Regions from separate parts of the Homo sapiens genome. Here regions 1 and 3 are each linked to region 2. Evidence: chromatin loops called from intact Hi-C (ENCODE). Cell type or tissue: PC-3. All regions are shown on one strand.

Region 1 (8,000 bases), 63 kb before region 2:
AAAAAGAAAAAAAAGTAATTACAATCTCCCTAAAAAGTAAAAAATTAACATATTGGAAATGATTACCAAATGATACAGCAAATTTACAATTTTTCCATTAGGCGAGGTCTTTAATATTTTTCAGGTTTACAGGGTGTTTAACGAGGTCGTGCATGTAAAAGGGAAACTGGGCTGGGTGAGGTGGCTCACGCCTGTAATCCTAGCACTTTGGGAGGCCAAGGTGGGAGGATCACTTGAGCCTAGGAGTTCGAGACTAGTCTGGGCAATAGCAAGACCCCATCTCTATTTATTTTAAGTAAATATAAAATAAAGTTTTTTAAAGGGGAACTGTTTGTTACTTTTGAGAGTGACAGATTATGACATCCAGAGGCTTATGAGGAAGTAATTTCCCCTCCATGTGAACCGGCATTGGATTTTTAAATAGCTTACCCTGTGGACTCATACCCCAGTCCCTGAACGAGGTGAACTTCTTAATCTTTCTGAACCTCTCAGTTTTCCAGAGTTATTGAAATGGGATATGGGAAGGCTCATATGCGGTGCCTAGTGCACAGAGAACTGGTGGGTGCTCATTCAGTGTGCACTTACTTCCCTTCTCCTCTCAATGCTAAGAATTTGTTTAATCTTTCAAATTAAAGTGTTATGAAAAATTAGACCTCAGATCCACTGTGGCAATAGGCATATTCATGTCCTCAAACCCCTTTGTACTGTGGGAGCTACAGAAGATGATGAATAGTGTTAAATTAGTGAGGGCAGTTAAAGGAAAGAAACCGGGCTGTCCTGAAACCAGAGGTGGGACATGAAGGGAAGGGAAGAACGTAAGATTCCCAAGACATTCCTGCTATTCCCAGCAGGAGGATGTGCACTTCCCCAGTCCTGGCACAGGATGAGAAAGGACTGTGCATGCACAGGGACACTAACTACATTGCAGAGGCTGCTGAGTGACACTGAGAATAAAGATGAAGAGGTGGAGTTGAGGCTGGGCTTGTGTGCTCTCAAGCCCCTGTGCCAGCTAACGTCTCGATTGTACTTGTTAGACTCCTAAGAAAAAGCGTGCCATTGAACCAGGACTGCAAATGCAAACAAATAAGGAGAAAGGGGCTCTTAAATAAGGAGAAAGGGGCTCTTTCTCTTTTTGTGATGAAAGAGTCCGTGTTATTATCAGTTCAGGAAAATACTGCTATCATTAAGCCTTGTCCCCAAGACTCTCTTGAGTGTAATCCCAATGATGGCCTCCGCAGCTGAACAGGGCCTGGACCAGGCTATCCCGGTTGTGGGATGGGAGGCTGCATTCTAGACTGAAGAAAGAGACCCTTTGGACTAATAAGCAATAAAATCCTATGACCATGTTTCTGTTTGCCCATCTCATAAGCTACTTTCTAGGAATTCCACACACTGCTGTAAATTTGATTTTCCATCTTGTGTGATGGAGTAGGTAACAATGTGTTCCGTCAAGCTTCAGCAGAGATTTCAGCAGCAAATGTCAGGGATAAGAGGTAGATGATATAGATATAGAGATATAAATATTAATCATAAGGATTATATATCCTACAGGGAATGATATATATCTAAGGGTGTATCACAGCCTGCGTGTTCACAGCCTAGCCTGCCAGCAGCCCCCAGAAGAAACTGCGGGAATTCAGCGTGAACATGATACAATCAGCAGGTAACTCTTGAGCGACGGGTTCTTACGTTTTTGGTAATTGAAACACCTAAAGATATCTTTGCCTTAAGGCCTGAGTCTCAGAAAGATGACTTCGTGTGAGGGTGAGTGAGGGGTTGAAACTGCCTGCAGAGAGGCAGGTAGCAAGTTCCAAGAGGGGTCCTGGTGGGCGTTTCTGCCCAGGACGGCAGTGGTGAGGATACAGACAGTGCGTGCCTGCAACGATGCAACATTGTGGTGGGATCACAGCATTGTGTGGGTGTTGAATTCTTTAACTTCGGTGCTGAACTAGAGTGAATGAGGAGTAGAACATGAATAGAAAGAACCTCAGTACTTGGCATCACGGTGACTGAAGGGAACTCAGCCAGAATTAAGATGAAGGAGATGGTTTGAGTCTGGGGGGATGGCTGCCAGGTGAAATTTGGGATGCCTCAGTTCACAATGTCAAAAAGGGGGTTAGAGGTCAGTGAGGAACTGACAACTGTAGATACAGCCTGAGGGATTCCGTCTGAATGCGATGGCGATGTTTGTGGGAACTACTGTGTCCATCCAGGGAAGCAAGGCTGTGCCTTGAGGGGGCACCTGTACTTGGGTAGTGGGAAGATGAAAGAAGGTCAAGGAGTGCAGAGGCTAGACACCTACGAAAGCTCCGTGTGGAAACACCTGAACAGAAGGGCATCAGATCCAGGGCATGAGGGGCAGGGCTGGGCAGTGTCCAGCTTTGCCATTGAGAAACCGTGTGTGTGTGCGTGTGTGTGTGTGTGTGTGTGTGTGCGTGTGCACGTGCATGCATGTGTGTGCACGTGTGTACGTAAGTGTGCACATGTACAGTGGACTATAATTACAAGAAAACCACTCCTCTCTAATCCCTGCCCCTTTCTATCCTGTGACCTTCCTCTCCCTCATCTCCCCTTCCCAGGAACTTCTTTTGTCTCAGTCGTTTACGCGACTGCCCTTGCTGCTCCCCATGTCACCAGCTGCTCTTTTTTTAAAGCAAAGTTCTGGAGAGAATAGTAGTGAAGAGCAGGAGTTTGGCTTTCAGTCCTGGCTTTACCATTTGCTGCCGTGTAACTAAGGTAGACCAGCTGTCCTCCCGAGTCGCTCAGTCAATTAGGGGTGAAAACATGGACCTTGCTGAGATATTAAGGCAACATCAAGTTATTATTACAGTACCTGGCTCACAGTGAGTGGTAAATAACTTGTCTTTATTATAAATTGCCGCATACATTTACCCCTCTATCTTTCTTGCTTCCTTCATTCTCTCATTTCTTTCTTCACTATCCCTACAACTTCTCCCTTTTCTCCCAGTTTAGGCTCTGAAAAGAAACTCTGGAATCAGAAATCTCAGAAAGAGAAATGTCATAATTCCTTTACTTCTTAATAATTAGACTTAAAAATGTGCTAGCTTGACTTTGCTCGGCCACAGCTCACTGTTTTGACAGGCATCTTGAGCTCGTTAGAGATAAGATCACATTCTGTGAAGTTTATTTCATAAGTATTGTTGATAGAATCTGGGAGGAGATACGATAATTGAATGTTTCACAAGAATATTGGCAACTTTCTGACAAAACGTGTGTGGTTTTGAAACTAGAGAAGCAGGAGGGAAAAACTGAACTTATTCCTCCATTGAAACCCTGGAGTTTGAGTTGTTTTCCAGTAACAGTAGAGTTCTTCAGAACATCAACTGGGGCAGCAGGGAACACCTGTTGCAACATGTAAGCTGAGCAGATCTCCGTTAGTTTTACAGTCTATGCATAAGGTACCAAATCAAGAATAAAAATCCTTCATAAATTATCTGCTTACAGGATTTATTATGAATAATGATTAATTAATTATTGTTTATTAATAATATTTTTCAATCCTATCATGGAGCATAACATCCCCATCAGGAACTGGAAGGTGTGCAATGCTTGAGCGATTGTAGGAGGTGAGAAGCCAATGGTGCAGTCGAAAGGACCCACGAATCAGCAGGTGGCAACCCAGTTGCTTCCTAACAGCAATGGTTTCAGAAATCAAATTGGCTGTTTTCTATCACTGAGAGGTGACAGCTGCTCGGCAAAGAAATTGTGCAGGAAATTGGAATGTCACTCAAGCCATCAGATAAAACCTAGCCCTAGAGGGCAGTCTGATCTTTCCGTAGACAATTCCAGGGGCTACCTTTCTCACGCCAATCAAGAGCTTTCTCCCTGTGCTCAAAATTCCATGGTCTGGGGTCTCATTAACTACCATGACCTATTCAGGGGCTGAAGTAACGTATACCTTGGCTCTTCCACTCCAGAGACTCACAGGACCTAGAATTGTGCTGCTTTTACTGCCAGTGTGAGTGACAGGGCTGCCTGTGCGTGTGTGGTCATGACAGCGGAGATCAGCATGAATCCGGGAGCTGGATGCAAGCGTGAGCCAGTGACGGGGGGTGGTCCTATCAATACAGCCCCCAGCTGCTCACAAAGCCCTTCTGCTTGCTTTATGTCACCGCCTGCCTCCCTCCTACCACTACCTCCCAAAATGGGAAAGCCTAAGAAGGTGGACAATTCCTTGTCGATGTGGATGTAGAGAGAAATCAAACACTCTGACGGTGATGGGAGCTGCAGCACGCTTCGCTCTACCTGGAACATAATTGTCATTCGTGAGGTATTCTTCTCACATACTTAATGTCTCTATCGTCCCCAAGTCTTGGCAATTGAAGGAGGTATTTCTCCCCATTTTACAGATGCAGAAGTTCAGGAATATTAAATGGTTTAGTTGCGGCCACTGAGTAGGAAGGAGAGCAAAGACACAGAGGCTGCTACTGGGGCTCCTGGTTCTGACCCTTCCGCATCCCAGCGTCTCCACAGAGGTAAGGAGAATCAAACAGGCTATCACCTGGGAAAGGAAGAGTGGATGCAAGAGGGAGGAAAGTGATCAATTCCTCTTCTCAGGTATTATTCATTCCAATTTTCTCAATTTGCCACAAGTGCCAGAAAATGCCGCAACATGAAAAGTGACAACCATAGCTTCTTAGGGGACTCCCCTAAAGCCTTCATCCTTCTGGGTGTGTCTGACAGGCCGTGGCTGGAACTCCCTCTCTTTGTGGTCCTCCTGCTGTCCTATGTGCTGGCCATGTTGGGGAACGTCGCCATCATCCTGGCATCCCGGGTGGATCCTCAACTCCACAGCCCCATGTACATCTTCCTCAGTCACCTGTCCTTCCTGGACCTCTGCTACACCACCACGACAGTCCCTCAGATGCTGGTCAACATGGGCAGTTCCCAGAAGACCATCAGCTATGGAGGCTGCACTGTGCAATATGCAGTCTTCCACTGGCTGGGATGCACGGAGTGCATCGTCCTGGCCGCCATGGCCCTGGACCGCTACGTGGCCATCTGCAAGCCCCTGCACTATGCCGTTCTCATGCACCGTGCTCTCTGTCAGCAGCTCGTGGCTCTGGCCTGGCTCAGTGGCTTCGGCAACTCCTTCGTGCAGGTGGTCCTGACGGTGCAATTGCCATTCTGCGGGCGGCAGGTGCTGAACAACTTTTTCTGTGAGGTGCCGGCCGTGATCAAGCTGTCGTGTGCTGACACCGCTGTGAATGACACCATACTGGCTGTGCTGGTGGCCTTCTTCGTGTTGGTGCCCCTGGCTCTCATCCTTCTCTCCTATGGCTTTATTGCCCGGGCAGTGCTCAGGATCCAGTCCTCCAAGGGACGACACAAGGCCTTTGGGACGTGTTCCTCCCACCTGATGATCGTCTCCCTCTTCTACCTACCTGCGATTTACATGTATCTGCAGCCCCCTTCCAGCTACTCCCAAGAGCAGGGCAAATTTATTTCTCTCTTCTATTCCATAATCACCCCCACTCTCAATCCCTTCACCTACACCCTGAGAAATAAAGATATGAAGGGGGCTCTGAGGAGACTTCTGGCCAGGATCTGGAGGCTCTGTGGATGATGAGGACATGAGATGTAGCATCTCCATCAATTAAAGAACACAGCACAAGTCTATTGTGCACTCAGAGCATCTTTCACTTAAGGAGTTAATACCCAGAGAGCTCAAAAACCCTGTCTTCAAACATCTCACTTCCTGTTATAATGCCCCAAATCCCATAGCGACAAAGTTCATTTTAAACGTATAATTCTAAGAGGCCATATATTTTTAAGCATTGTTTAAATAGACTTCAATAAGTATGTGTGGAATTATTTCACTTCCAATTTCCTGATTCTTTTCTCTTTTCCTCTTCCTATATTTCTTTTATTCTCTCCCCATTTGTCTCTTTTCTATTACTCCTAAGTATACACAAGATGAAGCTGAAATACAATCTTATTTTACTTACAATGAATAAGTGTTTTTCTCCATATACTTAAATCTCCACAAATTTTACACGACTTTTTCAGACAATTCCAGGAATGAAGTAGATTGCTATCTTCTTCCTGTGATTTTGATTTTTTTTTCTCTGTAGTTCACATTTTCTTCTATAGAAAGTTTTTCCATGAAATGTAAACTAGTACAAACACTAGTACAACCACGATGGAAAACATTGTGGATCCTTAAAGAACAAAAAGTAGATCTACCATTTGATCCAGCAATCCCACTACGGGGCATCTACCCAGAGGAAAATAAGTCATTATACGAAAAAGATACTTGCTCATGCGTGTTTATAGCAGCACAATTTGCAATTGGAAAAATATGGAACCATCTGGGCGCAGTGGCTCATGCCTGTAATCCCAGCACTTTGGGAGGCCGAGGCGGGTGAATCACAAGGTCAGGAGTTCAAGACCAGCCTGGCCAAGATGGTGAAACCCCATCTCTACTAAAAATACAAAAATTAGCTGGGCATGGTGGCACACGCCTGTAATCCCAGCTACTCAGGAGGCTGAGGCAGAGAATTGCTTGAACCCGGGAGGCGGAGGTTGCAGTGAGCCGAGATCGCGCCTCTGCACTCCAGACTGGGCGACAGAGCAAGACTCCATCTCAAAAAAAAAAGAAAAAGAAAATGTGAGATATATACCATGGAAAAATACTATTCAGCCATAAAAAGGAATGAAATAATGGCATTCTCAGCAACCTGGCCAGTTTTAATGTCCTAATGCCCAAAGGTTCTCTTTCTCTCTTTCAAGCTCAGCTATGTGTTTCTGATTACATTATTTATATAGGTTATCAAAGTGTTTGTAGCAGGAAGGCAGTCGGTAATAGTTCACCAAGATGCAGAAACCCAGTCTCCAGTTGGTGCTGCTCAGAAGTGCTAACAAGACAGAGTTTGCAACAGAATGTAAATCTCATACTGTTTCCCTTATAAAAATAGTCTTCAGGGTTTTTTTTAAATGTCAGCTCATCTAAAAGGTATGTTTAATAATGTGATTGTTTTACATTCTTATACAAGCTCCTTATATCGACAGTTCATAGACTACACTTTGAGTAGCAAAGTGTGGCTACTTTGATGGCTAATTGTACAGAGGAAATAGTATTTCCATCCTGAGCAATTCCATGCGGTTTAAGAGTTGTCCATGTGTAGAGAAGCAATTAGTAAATATTTCCTTATAACTTAATGCTCTGTGAAGTATAATAGATGAACTGTTCCTCGGATGGGATAAATCCAAAATAAGCTGTTATCAACTGAAAGCAAGATGCATCTTCTACATAATACTTCTAGTTAGGAGCGCAGGCTCTGATACTCTCAAACCTTTCCCTCCACGATTTTCAATCTCCTATCCTATCAAAGATGAAATTCCACTCATTACAGTTAGAGTGAGGTAACGTTTTAAAAATTATCTACAATGGAATCATTTGCCAAAGTGACTTTTAAAATGCACCAAACAATTTAATTTATCTTTAGTGGTTTAGAGAAATAATTTGAAAAATTTCTAGGTACTCTTTTTTAAAATTAAGAAAAGGAATCAATTTAATTAAATACCAAAAAGTTTTACATATTCCTGAATTTTCAACCAGCTACAAAAAGCATGGATTTTTCTTATTAGAAAACAAAACTGTTACAAAAAATTTAAATAAATAAATAGCTGCCATAAAATTTCAACATAATATATAGTCAACTAGTTCTGTGTTATGGTCAGTTAATAGAAAGATAGCGGGAATGATGATATGAGCAAAAGTAAACAGAACAAAGAAGAAAAAAGATAGGAAAAAGAAAGTTAGACAGAGAAGAGAAAAATAAAGAAAGTGCTTTATTGAATGAGCTAATTACATGAGGTCACCAAGAGGAACATCCTCTAACTGAGGCGCTGTGATGACAACAACACCCGATGCTGTCATTGTCCTGGTGTCTTCCTCACCCTGGCGTAAAGGAGATGCCCAAGCTCTGCACAGGAAGGCATCGTCGGCAAGCTCTCTTCTCCGACACTCCACCGGA
Region 2 (8,000 bases):
GCAAAACTCCCAAATGGAAAGCTTAATATGTGATTAAGCATTAAAAAATGCAATTCTTATTAGTAACCTGAGAGGAAAGCAAGCTAGATATTCAATATGCTTTAAGTTAGATATTCAATATGCTTTAATTTTTTTGAAATGGTAAATGACAAACAAAAAGTATCATCTACATATTGCAAAAGGGGCTGACACTATCTTAAAATATGTGAAAGTTAAGCTTGAGTTGTACAATTTGGGGGCAAATGTGACTGGGCACTGGGTGTTAGGTGAAGTGATCTATGGCCAACCAGCTGGCTTCTGACAGCAGGGGTGTTAGGGAGGAACCCCTGCCTTAGATTGCCCCAGGTTCTCAGCTCTTGTTCAGCATTTTCTTTCCAGAAAATAGGTCCTTTTATTCCATGTAAAAATTGCAAAGGTTTAAATTCACATAAATTATAAATGGATCCATCAGCACCATCTCTGAGGACAGATGTAGTCAAAAAGAAAGACGGTGTTTTCTGTTTGGAAGAAGAATCACGGCAGATGCAGAGCAGAGCTTAGACAGTGGAGCATGCAGAGGAGCTCTCTTGGCTTCCATCATCTTGCTTCTGGTCAGCCTTGATGAGAGGTAGAGTCCTGGAGCTGGAGGTGGATGTACAGGGAACAATCATAAAAGAGGAGGGAAGGGAGGATGCTTGCCTATTCCCAGGATCAAAAGTAGACATGTAGGCCAGGCATGGTGGCTCATACCTGTAATCCCAACACCCCGAGAGGCTGAGGCAGGAAGATCACTTGAGGCCAGGAGTTTGAGACCAGTCTGGGCAACATAACAACAGTCTGTCTCTACAAAAAATATATATATATTTAAAAAACAAATTAGCTGGGCATGGTGGCATGGACTTGTAGTCCCAAGCTACACAGGAGGCTGAGGCAGAAGGATCTCTTGAGCCCAGGAGTTCAAGGTTACAGTGAGCCATGATTGTGCCACTGCACTCCAGCCTGGGTAACAGTGTGAGACCCTGTCTCAAAAAAAAAAAGCAAGCATCTGCTCCTTTAAGATGCAGTAGACAGACCAGGCCGTGGTGACTCATGACTGTAATCCCAGCACTTTGAGAGGCTGAGGCAGGAGGATAACTTGAAGCCAAGAGTTCAAGACCAGCCTGGGCAATATAGTGGGACCTCTGTTTCTCCAAAAAAAAAAAAAAAATGCAGTAGATAAGAAGTCTCAGACTAGATGAATGCTCACTCAGTCTAAAGGCATTCACCAAGACACCATTGTGGGTGAGGCACAGAGAAGCTTTGTGTCCTCAGAAGGCCTCTCACACTCCGATACTTAAACTCACCTTCACACAGGTTCTTTCTACCATACAGCTGTAAGCACAGGTCCATGTCCAGGCCATGCTGCCTACAGTGTAGCATGTCTAAGATTCTTTTTCATAGTCCTGTAACTATTTTGTTCAAAGTACAATATTGTTGCAAGACATTTCCAAGTGTGATAGAATGTTAAAAAGGAAAAAAAAGTCCAGACTTTAATGTTACAGTGAACTGTGACAAAGATTCCCTCCTCTACCAAACTTCAGTCAGACTCCTCGGAATCTTCTCCTCAACCAGGCCTTGTCCTTGGCCCCCATCCTCTCATCAACCTGCCTAGCCCAGTTTTAGCAAGAATCCTGCTAAGTCATTCCCCACATTGATATCTGACTATTCTCATATCTGATTGGGTTGCTCATCCCTCACAATCCCCCAGGTGATATCTGATCACCCTGGCCTGTCTTCAGCAAGAATCCTGTTAGATCACTTTAGCAAGAATATCCCTACCCTTGTTAAGGAAAAATTATTCAATGGTACTTATTAAAGGATGGGAGGGCTGACTTTGTTCTGGACCCTTGTGATAAGTGTAGGTAACATGGCAGTGGGATCTAGCGGTGGGAGAGAGGTTGGGTCGGACTCCAAATACAACAAGGAAGAGGGGGTATTTATAACCAAAGAGAAGGGTGGGGGTCAGTAGATAAAAAATTACGAAGAGGAAATATCAGGGGTAAGGGGGTTCTGGTTGAACTGGCCTAACATACTCTTGCTGAAGGCAGGCCGGGGTAATTGAACATTGCCTGGGGGATAATGAAAAATAAGGAACCCAATCTGCCATTGAGGAGTCAGATACCAAGGATGAGGATATTCTTGTTAAACTGACTTAGCAGGATTCTTGTTAAAGCTGGATTTTATAAGGAAATGCACAGATGGGTCTAGGAGAAGGTTCAGGAGCCTGACTAAAGTTCTGTTAGGCCAGGTTCAGGAGTCTGATTAAAGTCTAACAGAATCTTTTTCACCTTTACTATATCCTCTTAGTAATCTCTGTCCACTGACTCCCAACCTGTTCCCTAGCCATAAATCCCAACGTTCCCTTGTTGCATTCAGGGTTGAGTCCATTCTCTCTGCTCTATTACAATACCCCTGCTGGAATCGTGCTAAATAAAGTCTCTGTTACCATTTCAAAAAGCATCGGAATATTTTTTTGAGAAGGGTCTCACTCTGCCACCCAGGCTGGAATGCAGTCGTGATTGATTATGGTTCACAGCCTCGACCTCCCCAGGTTCAAGCGATCTTCCAACCTCAACCTCCCAGGCTGCTGGGACTACAAGTGCACATCACAACCCACCTGGCTAATATTTGTACTTTTTGTAGAGACAGGGTTTTGCCATATTGCCCCAGGCTGGTCTTGAACTCCTTGGCTCAAGTGACATACCCGCCTTGGCCTCCCAAAGTGCTAGGATTACAGGTGTGAACCACTGCACCTGGACAGAGTATTTTTTCCTTTAATGATGACTGTGGCTGGGTGTGGTGGCTAATGCTTGTAATTCTAGTGCTTGTGGGAGGCTGAGAAGGGAGGATTGTTTGAGGCCAGGAGTTTGCGATTAGGCTGGCCACACCACACATAGCAAGACCGTATCTCTACAAAAACATGTTTAAAAAATTAGCCAAGCATGGTAGTGTGCACCTGTAGTCCCAGCTACTCAGGAGGCTGAGACAGAAGGATCTCTTGAGCCCAGGAGTTCGAGGCTGCAGTAAGCTATAATTGTGCCACTGCCCTCCAGGCTGGGTAACAGAACGAGACCCCCAATTCAAATAATAATAATAAAACAATGGCTGTCACTCAAGCTCCTGATGGTATAACATCAAAAGTCCCAGAGTGAAATCATTTTGCAAAAAAAAAAAAAACCCCAAACTTCCAAATTTTTCATTAGTCAAGTATTTTCATCACTGTCTTTTTTGTGCTCACAGAAATAAGCATATCATTGCTCAGTGTACTGGAATCTTGAGTTTTCTGTAAAAGGAAGTGTATTCGATGTAAACATTTAAAACACACCAGAGTTTCGTAACTCTGCTTTGTCATTTCTTTTTTTTTTTTTTTAATATACTGAGCTTCTAAAGATAAAAATAAGAAAGAAAACGGAAGTAGCCTGAAACTGCTGTTGCAATGTTTTTCCTAACCACACTGAGCTCGACTCTTTTCAGGAGCCCGACTCCAGCTGCTGCTGCAGCACATCTTGAGCTGGGGCATCCCCGCGTCTTAGACCTGACCTCGCTCTCTCCCCCTGGGACTGTATATGTAGCCCAGAGGCCTGGCCTTGGCTCACCTGCTTAACTGAGAGGAGAGTCCCTCATTTTGCTCCACTGGAGGTTCCTGCTACTCTCTTCTGCCCTCTGCTGGTCCTGGGTGTTAGTGACAATCATCCCTCTGCCCTCCCCAGGTTAAGAAGAGGAAGGAGGGAGAGCGGAGGACTGCGGAGCAGCACCAGCGGATGGAGAAAGCTAATTGCTGTAAAAAAGAGTACATGATTGGCGTCCCCGAAGTTTCCAGGACAGAAGTGAAGGGTGGGATATTGGGGAAAGACGGGGCTTGCTTGCATGAAACCTAATATAAAGAGGTGCTGGTATAAATGGAATGTCCGTGTCTCTGCCAAATTCATATGTTGAAATCTTAACCCCCCAGATGAGGGTATTAAGAGATGAGGCTTTGGAGAGGTGATTAGGTCATGTGAGTGGAGCCCCCTGAAGGGAGAATTAGTGCCCTTATAAAAGGGGCCACAGAGCAATCCCTTGTCCATTCCACCATGTGAGATTATAGCTAAGGAACATATATGGCCATCAGTAGCACAGAAAACGGGTCCTCACCAGACACCAGACCAGCCCAGACACCAGACCTGCTGGTGTCTTGATCTTGGAGTTCCCAGCCTTTAGAGCTGTGAGAAATAGATTTCTGTTGGGCCAGGTGTAGTACCTCACTCCTGTAATCCCAAATCTTTGGGAGGGCAAGGCAGGAGAATCACTTGAGGCCAGAAGTTTGAGACCAGTCTGGCAAAATAGAGAGACCTCATCTCTACAAAAAATTAAAAGTTAGCTGGGTATGGTGGCTTGTGCTTGGAGTCCCAGCTCCTTGGGAGGCTGAGGCAGGAGGACTACTTCAGCCCAGGAGTTTGAGGTTGTGGTGAGCTATGATCAATCATATTACAGTCCAACCTGGGTGTCAGAATGAGACCCTGTCTCAAAAAACAAACAAAAAAAAATCCTGTTGTTTATAAGCCACCCAGTCCATGGCAGTTTGTTACGCACTGAAACACAGGAGGTGGGGAAGAATGAGTCGAGGAGGACACAGGTGGGAGTGAGTCTTGCATACAGTTGTTACTCTGAACTTACGTAAGAATTCTCGTTTTCTCGTTTGGTTGTAGAATCAGTCAGTCTTGAAATCGAGATTCTATAGGTCAGCAGGAGCAACTCCCTTTCCTGATTGTGACCAGGAAGGGAAGAAGGGAAGGCTTCGCTCCCACACTCCTGCTCATCAGCTTCCCTGGACATTAAGGCCCAGCAATCCTGCCTGGGAGGCTGCGAGAACGAGACTGTTTTGTTGGGAAGTTGGACCAAAGACTCCTCATGGGCCCATCCAGCTCTGAACATCTAGAAATCCAGGGACATGGACAGAGAGTTCTTCCCCACCCTTTCACAGGGTTGTGACATGGCCTCCCAGTGTGCTCTCAGGTTCTTCTGTCTCTTGAGGTCAAGGGCCCTGGCAAAACCCTTTACTTGGACAGAGCAACTGTGGAAGTTAATCTTATGTGTCAACTTGACTGGGAAGAGATGTCAAGAGAAGTGGTAAAACATTATTATTAGGTGTGTCTGTAAGGGTGAGTCTGGAAGAGGTTAGCGTTTCTATCAGACTAGGTAAGGAAGATCCGCCCTCACCCACGCGGGCAGGCATCGTTCCATCCGTTGAGGAGCCGAACAGAAGAGTGGAGGAAAGGCACATTCTCTCGGAGCTGGGACATTCACCTTCTCCTGTCCTCGGACATCAGTGCTCCTGCTTCTGAAACCACCTTTGCAAAATTAATGACTGAAACAGCAAAAGAGATCTAACTTCACTGACTCCTTCTTGCTTCTAACCTCCAAGCTGCCCTTGTTCATTCCTGGGCATAAGCTGAACTAACTTTGGGAGAAACTTAGTTTATAGTTTACCTTTTTTTTTTTTTTTTTTGAGGCAGAGTCTCACTCTGTCGCCCAGGCTGGAGTGCAGTGGCGTGATCTCGGCTCACTGCAACCTCCACCTCCTGGGTTCCCACCATTCTCCTGCCTCAGCCTCCCGAGTAGCTGGGACTACAGGTGCCCAACAGCACACCCAGCTAATTTTTTGTATTTTTAGTAGAGACAGGGTTTCACCGTGTTAGCCAGGATGTTCTCGATCTCCTGACGTCGTGATCCACCCACCTCGGCCTCCCAAAGTGCTGGGATTACAGGCGTGAGCCACTGTGCCCGGCCTATAGTTTAAAACAAAGACCATAGTTTAAAACAAAGCCCTTTCCCAAAGCAGACCTCCTTCTTGCCTGGGGACTAGGTTGTCTTTGTAGGATTAACATTAGCCACAAGATTAGAAATCATAGTTTAAGAGACATGCAGCTGGAGGCTACAAGATTCTGACCCTCCCTAAACTGCTCCTAAGATCAGTGGCTTGAGATGTTTTGCAGACCTTGCACTTAATGGATCAGCTGGCATCATGCAGATTAATTAAGTGGCTCACCTGATCTTGTGGCCCCCACCCAGGAACTGACTCAGTGCAAGAGGACAGCTTCAATTCCCTATGATTTAATCTCTGACCAATCAGCACTCCTGGCTCACTGGCTTCCTCACACCCACCAAGCTGTCCTTAAAAACTCTGCTGCCCAAATGTTTGGGGAGACTGATTTGAGTAACAACGAAACTCCGTTCCCCTGCACAGCTGGCTCTGCGTGAATTACACTTTCTCCACTGCAATTCCTCTATCTTGCTAAATCGGCTCTATCCAGGCACTGGGCAAGGTGAGCCCATTGGGCAGTTACACTTCTCCAGCCTTCAAGCTCAGACTCAATTCCCCGACTGGCTTTCCTGGCTCTCTAGCCTGCGGAGAGCAGGTGGTGGAGTTTCTCAGTTTCCAGAATCGTGTGAGCTGATTCCCATAATCAATCTCATATACTATGTGTATCCTATGGATTCTGTTTCTCTGAAGAACCCCCCAAAATATAGCACACAATCCTAATTTTTCCTACCACTCACTCCCCAGCAACATTTTAATTTGGCCAAGTTCTCTGTTGCTTATAGCAGAACACAAAAGCACCAAACAGCAAAACAGGGAAGCAGGAATCTCTCTCCTTTGAGACCCAGAGCGCCACGCTGTGGAACAATTAGCTGTGTGGGGGCCCTCCCCTCCCTTCACCCTCACAAGTCAGACTCGCTTATAAACCCACCAGCCAAGTTAGGCCATCTTCACCTGTCCAGATCTGGAGATACTAGAAATCATCTTATCTCATATCCTTCCTTTAGGTAAAGGATACACTGAGACCCAGAGAGGCCGGCTTGCTGTGGGTTTAAAACACTCTTACTTCTAGGGCAGGGGTTCTCAAATGATTTGGTTCAAGGCCCCATTACACTCTTGAAAATGAGGACTCCAGGGGGCTTTCATGTGGGGATTATATCTGTTGATATTTACTGTATCAGAAGCCAAAACAGAAAAATTGTTAAAAAGTCTGAGAAGAGTAGCACTGACTTACAGTTTGCACATCTTACTCATGTCTGACTCAGCAGAAAGCAGCTGGAGTCTCTAATACTTCTGCATCTTTAGTCTACTGCAATATCACAGAGCATTAGCCTGTTGAAAATTCCAGTCTAAGCCGGGCACAGTGGCTCATGCCTGTAGTCCCAGCACTTTGGAGGGCTGCGGTGGGAAGATCGCTTGAGCTCAGGAGTTTGAACCAGCCTCAGCAACATAAAGAGACCCTGTTTCTACAAAAACTTAAAAATTAGTTGGGCGTGGTGATGCACACCTGTGGTTCCAGCAACTCAGGAGGCTGAGATGGGAGGGTTGCTTGAGGCTGGGAAGTTGAGGCTGCAGAGAGCCATGATCATGCCATGGAACTTCAGTCTGGGGAGTGAAGTGAGACCCTGTCAAAAAAAAGAAAGAGAAGAAGGGAAGAAGGGGAAAAGTAAATTCTAGTCTACACTTGTGAGAGTGAAAACAGTGTCATAGTATGATTATGAAAATAGTTTTGACCTTGCAGATCCCCTGAAAGATCTCAGGAGTTCCATGGGGATCCCCCGACCACACAGTGAGAACTATAGGTATAGAATAAGCAAGAGCATGTCTGGAGTCCTTGTCTCCTAAATCTCCATCTGCTACCTTTATTTCTTATTTTATTTCTTGCTTATTTTTATTTACTTGTTTATTTGTCTTGAGATGGAGTCTTGCTCTGTCACCAGGCTGGAGTGCAGTGGTGCCATCTCGGCTCACTGCAACCTCCACCTCCCGGGTTCAAGCAATTCTTGTGCCTCAGCCTCCAGAGTAGCTGGGATTACAGGTGTGCGCCACCACACCTGGCTAATTTTTGTATTTTTAGTAGAGACAGGGTTTCACCATGTTAGCTAGGCTGGTCTTAAACTCCTGACCTCAAATGATCCACCCACGTCAGCCTCCCAAAGTGCTGGGATTACAGGTGTGGGCC
Region 3 (8,000 bases), 190 kb before region 2:
TTTAACAGAAACGTTGTTTTGTCTCCTGACCTAAGCATTCTTCCCTCTGGAACCAAGACCTCTAGGCAAGCAGAGCTTAAGATCGTGAGGACAAAAATTGTTTGTCAGTGGATCACTAAGAGTAATAATGAATGATGCAAATCCCATTTCCATCCTTTGGTTCCTGGACCCATGAATCCTCACTATGTTGGAAACACCATATATTGGACATTGATTCAAAGCCTATATAGCATTATAGAGAACCTGTCTCAATCCTTCAAGGTTTTACCACCAAACTGATACTGCTACTGAGTCTTCCAAAGGCTATTCCACTATTCTTACAAGCCAGCTGCTTCAGGATCATGGGGAACATGGTAAGGCCAGTGAATTCATAATTCATGAGCATGAACTCATTGGCACACTCTGTTTTCTGTGAAGTGAGTTCCTTAACCAGAAGCAAAGCTGTGTAAAATAACATCGTGGTGGATAAGGCACTCTGTGAGTCCACAGACGGTACTTTTGCAGAACCGTAATGTGCAGAGAAGGCAAATTCACATCCAGAGTGTCTATTTCAGTAAGAACTACCTTCCGTGACAGAAGTGTTCCAGTGTAATCCACCTGCCACCTGGTAGCTGTCTGATCGCCCTGGGGAATGCTGCCATATCAGGGGCTCAATGTTTGTCTCTGCTGCTGGCAGATTGGGCAATCAGCAGTGACCGTAGTCAGGTCAGCCTTGAAGAATGGAAATTATGCATAATCTCCATCCCTGCCACCATACCTGTTCAGGAGCCCACTGTGTGATGACGGGGTGGCTGGGGAAAGAGGCTGACTGATATCCACACACTGTTGACTATTAGTTTCTCTGCTGACGTCACTCTTTGGTGAGCACTCACATAACACAATATCTTCAGGTTTTTAGCCTAAGAGAGGTCCATCCACATAATTCTTCCCCAGACCTCCTTGTCACCAATTGTCCAACCATATTCATTCCAAGTCTCTCACCATCCACCAAACCACTGGCCACAGCCCATGAATTGATAAAAAAAAATCACACATTTGGCCATTTCTGTTTCCAGGCAAAGCAAGGAACCAGATGTACTATTTGAAGTTCCACTCTGAGGGAGGATTTCTCTTCACCACTATTATTCATGGATGTCCCAGAAAGGGCCGTGGTGCTGCAGCTGTTCATTTTTTGGCAGTGCCCGAATATTGTGCAAAACCGTCTATGAACCAGGCCCAAGGTTTCTGTAGGGCCTGTTGATTGACCATAGGAAACTCACCATGAGGCCATCAGTGTAAGGTAGTGTAGCATGAGTGGGGACCACGGACATTTGGGTCACTTCTTTATGTAATTTACTAGTGTTTTCAGGACCTGCTTGAGCCTGATCTCATATGTATGCTTTCAATTTTACAATGAAGTGCTCTGCACATACCCCGTTTTATAGCTTAACAGGTCAGACTACATCCCCTTTATGAGGGGCAGCTCAGGTCACATGGTAACTTGGTGGCCCATGGTTAAGCATTCAATCTTTAATAAGGCCCAGGAGCAAGCCCAATGCAGTTTTCAAAAGAAGCTTAGGTGTCTGAAGAAATGGCAGGGCTTTGCTCCAAAATTCTAAGAGTCTTCGCTGTGATTCACCTAGAGGGCCCTGGCAAAGGGCCTGGCCCTAAACAGAATCCCTGTCTGCCACTGACACCTCAAGAACCATTAGAGCTGCTGGATCCTACGGCCCAAGTAGCAAAACAGCTTGCACAGCAGCCTGGACCTGTTGCAGAGCCTGCTCTTATTCTGAGTCCCCACTCAAAGCTAGCAAGTTTCTTAGTCAATGAGCTAGAGTAACACACCCAAATGAAGAATACGCTGCTGCCAAGATCCAAAGGGGCCACTAGACATTATGCTGCTTTTCTGGGCATAAAGGAAACGAGGTACAACAATTTATTCTTCATCACAGAAGGAAATCTCAACATGCTTTACACCACTTGACCCTAGAAATTCCACTGAGGTAGAAGACCCCTGATTATTGTCACATGTATTTCTCATCCCTTGGCATGTATCCATTTTATCAATAAATGTGGAAATGCCAGAGATTGTCAGCATACCCCCAGAAGCTAGGAGAGATGCATTGAAAAGATTTTCCCATAGAGAAACCAACTCAAAGTTTTTAGGCTTTTTCCCTTAAAAGACCCGCTCTGCCAACACCTTGACCTTGGACTTCTAACCTTCAGAATTGTGAGAAAATAAATGTTTATTATTTAAGCCACTCACTCTGTGGTCCTTTGTTATGGTAGCACCAGTAAACTAACACACCTAGATATTCAAATTTGTAGTCGCTTTATTCATTTATAGCCACTTTATTCATAATGTCAAAAACTTAAATATCCTACATATCCATCAGTGATTAGATTAACAAATTATAGTATATCTATATGGTGATATGCTGAGACAAGTAAGATGTACAACTACTGATAGAACATTAAACATAGATGAATCTCAAAAATATTATAATGACTAAAAGAAGCCTTACACACACAAAATAAATATGGAAAGGGTACATTGCTACAAATATCTAGAACAGTTATAATTATACGAAGCAGATCATTGGTTGCCAGGACTGGTGAAACTCAGGGAAAAGGAGCACTGTGGAACTTTCTGGGAGGATGTACGTGTTCTGTCTCTTCATAAGGAGGTGACTACATGGGTGAATACATTTGACAAAATTCTTATAACTCTACCCTTACAGTGGTTACATTTTCTTGTATATAATCACACTTGAGTAAAACTGATTAAAAATATAAACAATGTAAAATGTTCAAATATTTATATGCATAAAAGATAAGCTTCACAAAATTTACAGGTTAAAAAGCACTTATACAGCAATGATTCTATTGTTCTTCATAACCACATAAGATAGTTACATTTCTTAAATCCTGCTTTGCTGAAAAACTAGATCTCGGAAAGATTAAGACATCTGCTGTGGCTTATGGTGAACCACCAGAAGACATTGATGCTCTTGGATTTCAACGTTCCTTCTACCAATCAATACTGTTTATTAACCTATTGCTTGCCCCTTCTCTGATAATTCCAGATTGTTACTCAAATTAAAATTAATTTTATTACAAATAAGGTATTTATATCATAAAACAGCTACAAAGGCAGACGAAAAGTAAAAAATTTTGTCATTTTCCTAAAATTGGCTAATATCTACAGGACTGACATATTTTGACAGAATGACTTTTCTAGAATTGCAAAATTTCTATTGTTTCCCTTCCGCACATTAAAATCACCACAAGAGGGCATAAGAATTCGTTGAATAGAGAGGCAAAATGTGTATACAGCAAATGAGTTATCTGGAGTCCACCTATTGATTAATGCTTGTCAATGACTAAAAGGTCAGTACAGGTTGAAAATCCCTAATCTGAAGATCTGAAATGCTCCAAAATCTGAAACTTTTTTTTTTTTTGAGACAGGGTCTCACTCTGTTGCCCAAGCTGGAATGTGGTGGCAAGATCCTGGCTCAGTTCAGCCTCAACCTCCCAGTCTCAAACAATCCTACTACCTCAGCCTCCTGAGTACCTGGGACTACAGGTGTGCACCACCACACCTGGCTAATTTTTTAATTATTTGTAGAAACGAGGTCTCACTGTGTTGTGCAGTCTGGCCTCAAACTCCTGGGCTCAAGAGATCCACCTGTCTTGGCTTCCCAAAGTACTCGGATCACTGGCATGAACTGCATCACCAGCTTAACATCTGAAACTTTTTGAGCACTGACTTGAAATAGTGACACTTCTGCTTTCTGATGGTCCAATGTGCGCAAACTCTGTTTCAGGCATAAAATTATTTAAAATATTGTATAAAATTACCTTCAGGCTATTCAGATAAGGTGTATATCAAACATAAGTGAATTTTATGATTAGACTTGAATCCCATTTTCCAACTCTCTCATTATATGTATGGAAATATTCCAAAATCCAAAAATAAATCTGAAATCCAAAACACTTCTGGTCCCAAGCATCTCATCTAAGGGATACTCAACTCGTATACTGTAACTATACAAAAAAATATATAATGAATGCATTGTCAATTAAGGCTTTTGTCTCCAAATTAGGAAGCTGGCATATCATTAAAAAACTTCTTGGGAAAGAAAGCATAATTAGATGGATTATTTTCCAGTTTGCTTGAATTTTAAAACCAGAAACTACACATCCACCTTCGGTAGAGATAACTAGTCACAGGTTAAATTAACTAGTGTGTTGCAAACAAAATATAAGCACAAGTTTATTTTCAATTTTTACTAATATTTGAACAGAATCCTTCGATTCTCTGTTGGCTAGAAAATTGAAAAAATTGACAATTATATATGCTTCATTTCATCTTTTTTTATTTTGTGACACTTTCAATTTCTCTTCTCAGAAAAGCCAATGTCAAAAACTATTAATTTTTGAACTATTACTGCAAGTTTATATGCAAAAATATCCAGTACATAGAAAAAGAAAAATTGAAGTAAATGTCAGGTTAGCAAAGGGTCTGGTCACTGGTCTTACACAGTTTATTGAGTAGATTACACCTCAAAGATGAAATAGGTAATTGGATGGGGAGATGTTGGCATTTGAAATTTGGTGAGCAGGCTTGGAATTGAAGATTCTTGGACATATATTTGTGGAGACTTATTGGTAACCAAAACCCAAATTCTGTAAAATATTTAAAGAGGTTGATTCTGAGCCAACATGACTTACCATGGCCTGGGATACACTCTCAGGAGGTCCTGAGAAAGTGTGCCTGAGGTGGTCAGGTCACCGTTTACTTTTATACATTTTAGGGAGACAGGAGTTACAAGCAAAGACATAAATCATTAAATGGAAAGTGCACATCGGTTCAGCTTAAAGAGGCAAGATCTTGAAGCAGGAGAGAGCTTACAGGTCATAGGTAGATTCAAAGTTTGTCTGATTGGCAATTGGTTGAAAGAGTTAAGCTTTGTCTAAAGACTTAAGAAGTCAGTAGAAAAGAATGCTTTAGCTAAAATAAAGGGGTTGTGGAAACCAAGGTCTCTGTTATGTAGACAAAGTCTCATAGATGGAATCCCTCAGACAGTGTGTGATCTACACCAGAGTCAGGTTGGAATTGGGACTCTTATTGCCACAATCAGTCTATTTCATCAGTCTTATGACTCATCCTGGTCACTTGTGCATAAACTCCAAAAGGGAAGGGGTATAACAAGGTGTGTCTCACCTCCCTTCCTATCATGGCCAGAATTCAGTCTTTCAGGTTCATCTGAGGTCTCTTTGGCCTAGAAGAGGGTCCATTCAGTTAGTCAGGGGGATTAGAAATTTATTTTCATTTTACATTATTGTCCTAAGAAAGTTTTTTTTATCACCTCCATGTCCTCAAACTTTACAAGCAAAAACACATAGAATATTTTAGGTCATTGTGTCAATTTCTATGATTTCACCTAAGCCACAGAGATGCCACATATCAGAGTTGCCTAAGGATATATAATAAGATAATATTTCTAAACTTTAGCCAGAAAGGAATGTTTCATGCACTGCTCAGGGTGAACAACTTCGCCAGAGTCTGCTATTCTGCATTGTCTTCATTGCTGGAAGGTGATAAAGCAGCTTGAGGATTTTAGTGTGGAAACACAACTTCATAATCATGCTCATGGGTGCAGGAACAAGGCCTACTAACAGAAGTCCTAAGAAGGGCATATTCTGTCTCTGACCTTTCTCTAAACTGTCTCACTTTCCTTGTGAGGGAGTCAATGTTCTCATAGCCATCATCATTGGAGCTCAGGGAGGATCTCTGATGGGGGATGTGATTAATGACAGTGTAGCACACTTCTTCAGAACCACTGCCATTCTCGTTTTCCTGCCAAGCACAAAGAGAAAAGAAATCAAGGATCCACGGTCATTCATAAATTGAACTCAGTGTACTACCTTCCCTTCTTCTTTATACACCTGATGGTGCTCTTACACTTAAGGTATCCAAAACCCAAGCATTCCTGTACACCAATAATAGACAAGCAGAGAGCCAAATCATGAGTGAACTCCCATTTACAATTGCTACAAAGAGAATAAAATACCTAGGAATGCAACTTACAAGGGAAGTGAAGGACCTCTTCAAGGAGAATTAAAAACCACTGCTCAAGGAAATAAGAGAGGAAACAAACAAATGGAAAAATATTCCATGTTCAAGGATAGGAAGAAGCAATATCATAAAAATGGAAATACTGCCCAAAGTAATTTATAGATTCAATGCTATTTCCATCAAGCTCCCCGACTTTCTTCGCAGAACTAGAAAAAACTACTTTAAATTCCATATGGAACCAAAAAAGAGCCTGTTTAGCCAAGACAATCCTAAGCAAAAAGAACAAAGCTGAATAGGAACAGCTCCAGTCTGCAGCTCCCAGCAAGACCAATAGAGAAGGCGGGTGATTTCTGCATTTCCAACTGAGGTACCCAGTTCATCTCATTGGGACTGGTTAGACAGTGAGTGTAGCCCACAGAGGGTGAACAGAAGCAGGGTGGGGCATCACCTCACACAGGAAGTGCAAGGGATTGGGGAACTCCCTCCCTTAGCCAAGGGAAGCCATGAAGGACCATACCTTGAGGGACAGTGCTATCCAGCCCAGACACTACACTTTTCCCACGGTCTTTGCAACCCACAGACCAGGAGATTCCTTTGGGTGCCTACACCACAAGGGCCCTGGGTTTCAAGCATAAAACTGGGTTTCAAGCACAAAACTGAGTGGCCATTTGAGCAGACACCAAGCTAGCTGCAGGAGTTTTTTTCATACCTCAGTGGTGCCTGGAACACCAATGAGAAAGAACTGTTTACTCCCCTGGAAAAGGGGCTGAAGCCAGGGAGCCAAGTGGTCTTGCTCAGTGGGTCCCACCACCATGGAGCCCAGCAAGCTAAGATCCTCTGGCTTGAAATTCTTGCTGCCAGCACAGCAGTCTGAAGTCGACCTGGGACATTCGAGCTTGGTGGGGGAAGGGGCATCTGCCATTACTGAGGCTTGAGTAGGCAGTTTTCCCCTCACAGTGTAAACAAAGCCGCAGGGGAATTTGGGCTGGACTGAGCCCACTCCAACACCACAAAGCCACTGTGGCCAGACTGCCTCTCTATATTTCTCCTCTCTGTGCAGGGCATCTCTGAAAGAAAGGCAGCAGCCCCAGTCAGGGGCTTACAGAAGGAAAGGCTGTGGGTGCAGCTTCAACGGACTTAAACATTCCTGCCTACCTGTTGGCTCTGAAGAGAGCAGCAGATCTCCCAGCACAGTGCTCAAGCACTGCTAAGGGAAAGATGGCCTCCTCAAGTGGGTCGCTGACCCTCATGCCTCCTGACAAGGAAACACCTCCCAACAGGGATCGACAGACACCTCATACAAGAGAGCTCCAGCTGGCATCTGGCAGGTGCCCTGCTGGGACAAAGCTTCCAGAGGAAGGAGTAGGCAGCAATCTTTGCTGTTCTGCAGTCTCCACTGGTAATACACATGCAAACAGAATCTGGAGTGGATCCCCAGCAAACTCCAGCAGACCTGCAGAATACGGGCCTGGTTGTTAGAAGGAAAACTAACAAACAGAAAGCAATAGCGTCAACATCAACAAAAAGGACAACCACGCAAAAACTCCATACAAAGGTCACCAAGAGCAAAGACCAAAGGTAGATAAATCCACAAAGATGAAGAAAAAGCAGCTCAAAAAGGCTGAAAATTCCAAATACCAGAATGCCTCTTCTCCTCCAAAAGATCACAACTCCTCGCCAGCAAGGGAACAAAACTGGACGGAAAATGAGTATGTCAAATTGACAGAGGTGGGCTTCAGAAGGTGGGTAATAAACTCTTCCGATCTAAAGGAGCATGTTCCAAGCCAATGCAAGGAAGCTAAGAACCTTGAAAAAAGGTTACAGGAATTGCTAACTAGAATAACTAGATTAGAGAAAAACATAAATGACCTGATGGAGCTGAAAAACATAGCACGAAAACTTCGTGAAGCATACACAAGTATCAATAGCCAAATTGATC

Evidence for each region. Peaks named below come from ENCODE experiments on the same cell type or tissue, not always from the same donor. Only the 100,000 strongest peaks of a DNase experiment are listed, where the experiment ranks them.
Region 1: it touches region 2 in a loop (8-fold over the local background); 14 of 110 quality-filtered maps call a loop at or near these places.
Region 3: a loop joins it to region 2, with 16 times the contacts of the local background. A loop is called at or near these places in 24 of 110 quality-filtered maps.

What each region holds. Positions count from the first base shown.
Region 1 is chr1:247,448,616-247,456,615 of GRCh38, reverse strand. It overlaps NLRP3 (NLR family pyrin domain containing 3), which reads right to left. Exons shown (of 10, transcript NM_001243133.2): 10 at 7,799-8,000. OR2B11 (olfactory receptor family 2 subfamily B member 11) reads left to right here. Exons shown (of 2, transcript NM_001004492.2): 2 at 1,552-7,434. The coding sequence starts at 4,634. The coding sequence ends at 5,587. Among named protein-coding and RNA genes, the nearest start is that of OR2B11, 5.5 kb to the left of the region's middle. In PC-3, a CTCF peak has its summit at 3,812 (motif pointing right); no DNase peak of the experiment used is centred here; H3K4me3 peaks cover 355 bases; H3K27me3 peaks cover 3,828 bases.
Region 2 is chr1:247,385,963-247,393,962 of GRCh38, reverse strand. LOC107985375 (a long non-coding RNA gene) reads right to left here and starts at 4,187. Exons shown (of 2, transcript XR_001738574.1): 1 at 3,615-4,187; 2 at 101-621. RefSeq lists a silencer at 840-1,122. In PC-3, CTCF peaks have their summits at 3,485 and 3,690 (motif pointing left); DNase peaks (open chromatin) are centred at 3,662 and 7,092; H3K4me3 peaks cover 413 bases.
Region 3 is chr1:247,571,985-247,579,984 of GRCh38, reverse strand. GCSAML (germinal center associated signaling and motility like) reads right to left here. Exons shown (of 5, transcript NM_145278.5): 5 at 2,295-5,842. The coding sequence ends at 5,603. All of the region lies in intron 2 of LOC102724446 (a long non-coding RNA gene), which reads left to right. Among named protein-coding and RNA genes, the nearest start is that of OR2G2, 12 kb to the left of the region's middle. In PC-3, a CTCF peak has its summit at 3,266 (motif pointing right); DNase peaks (open chromatin) are centred at 3,264 and 5,134; H3K27me3 peaks cover 2,078 bases.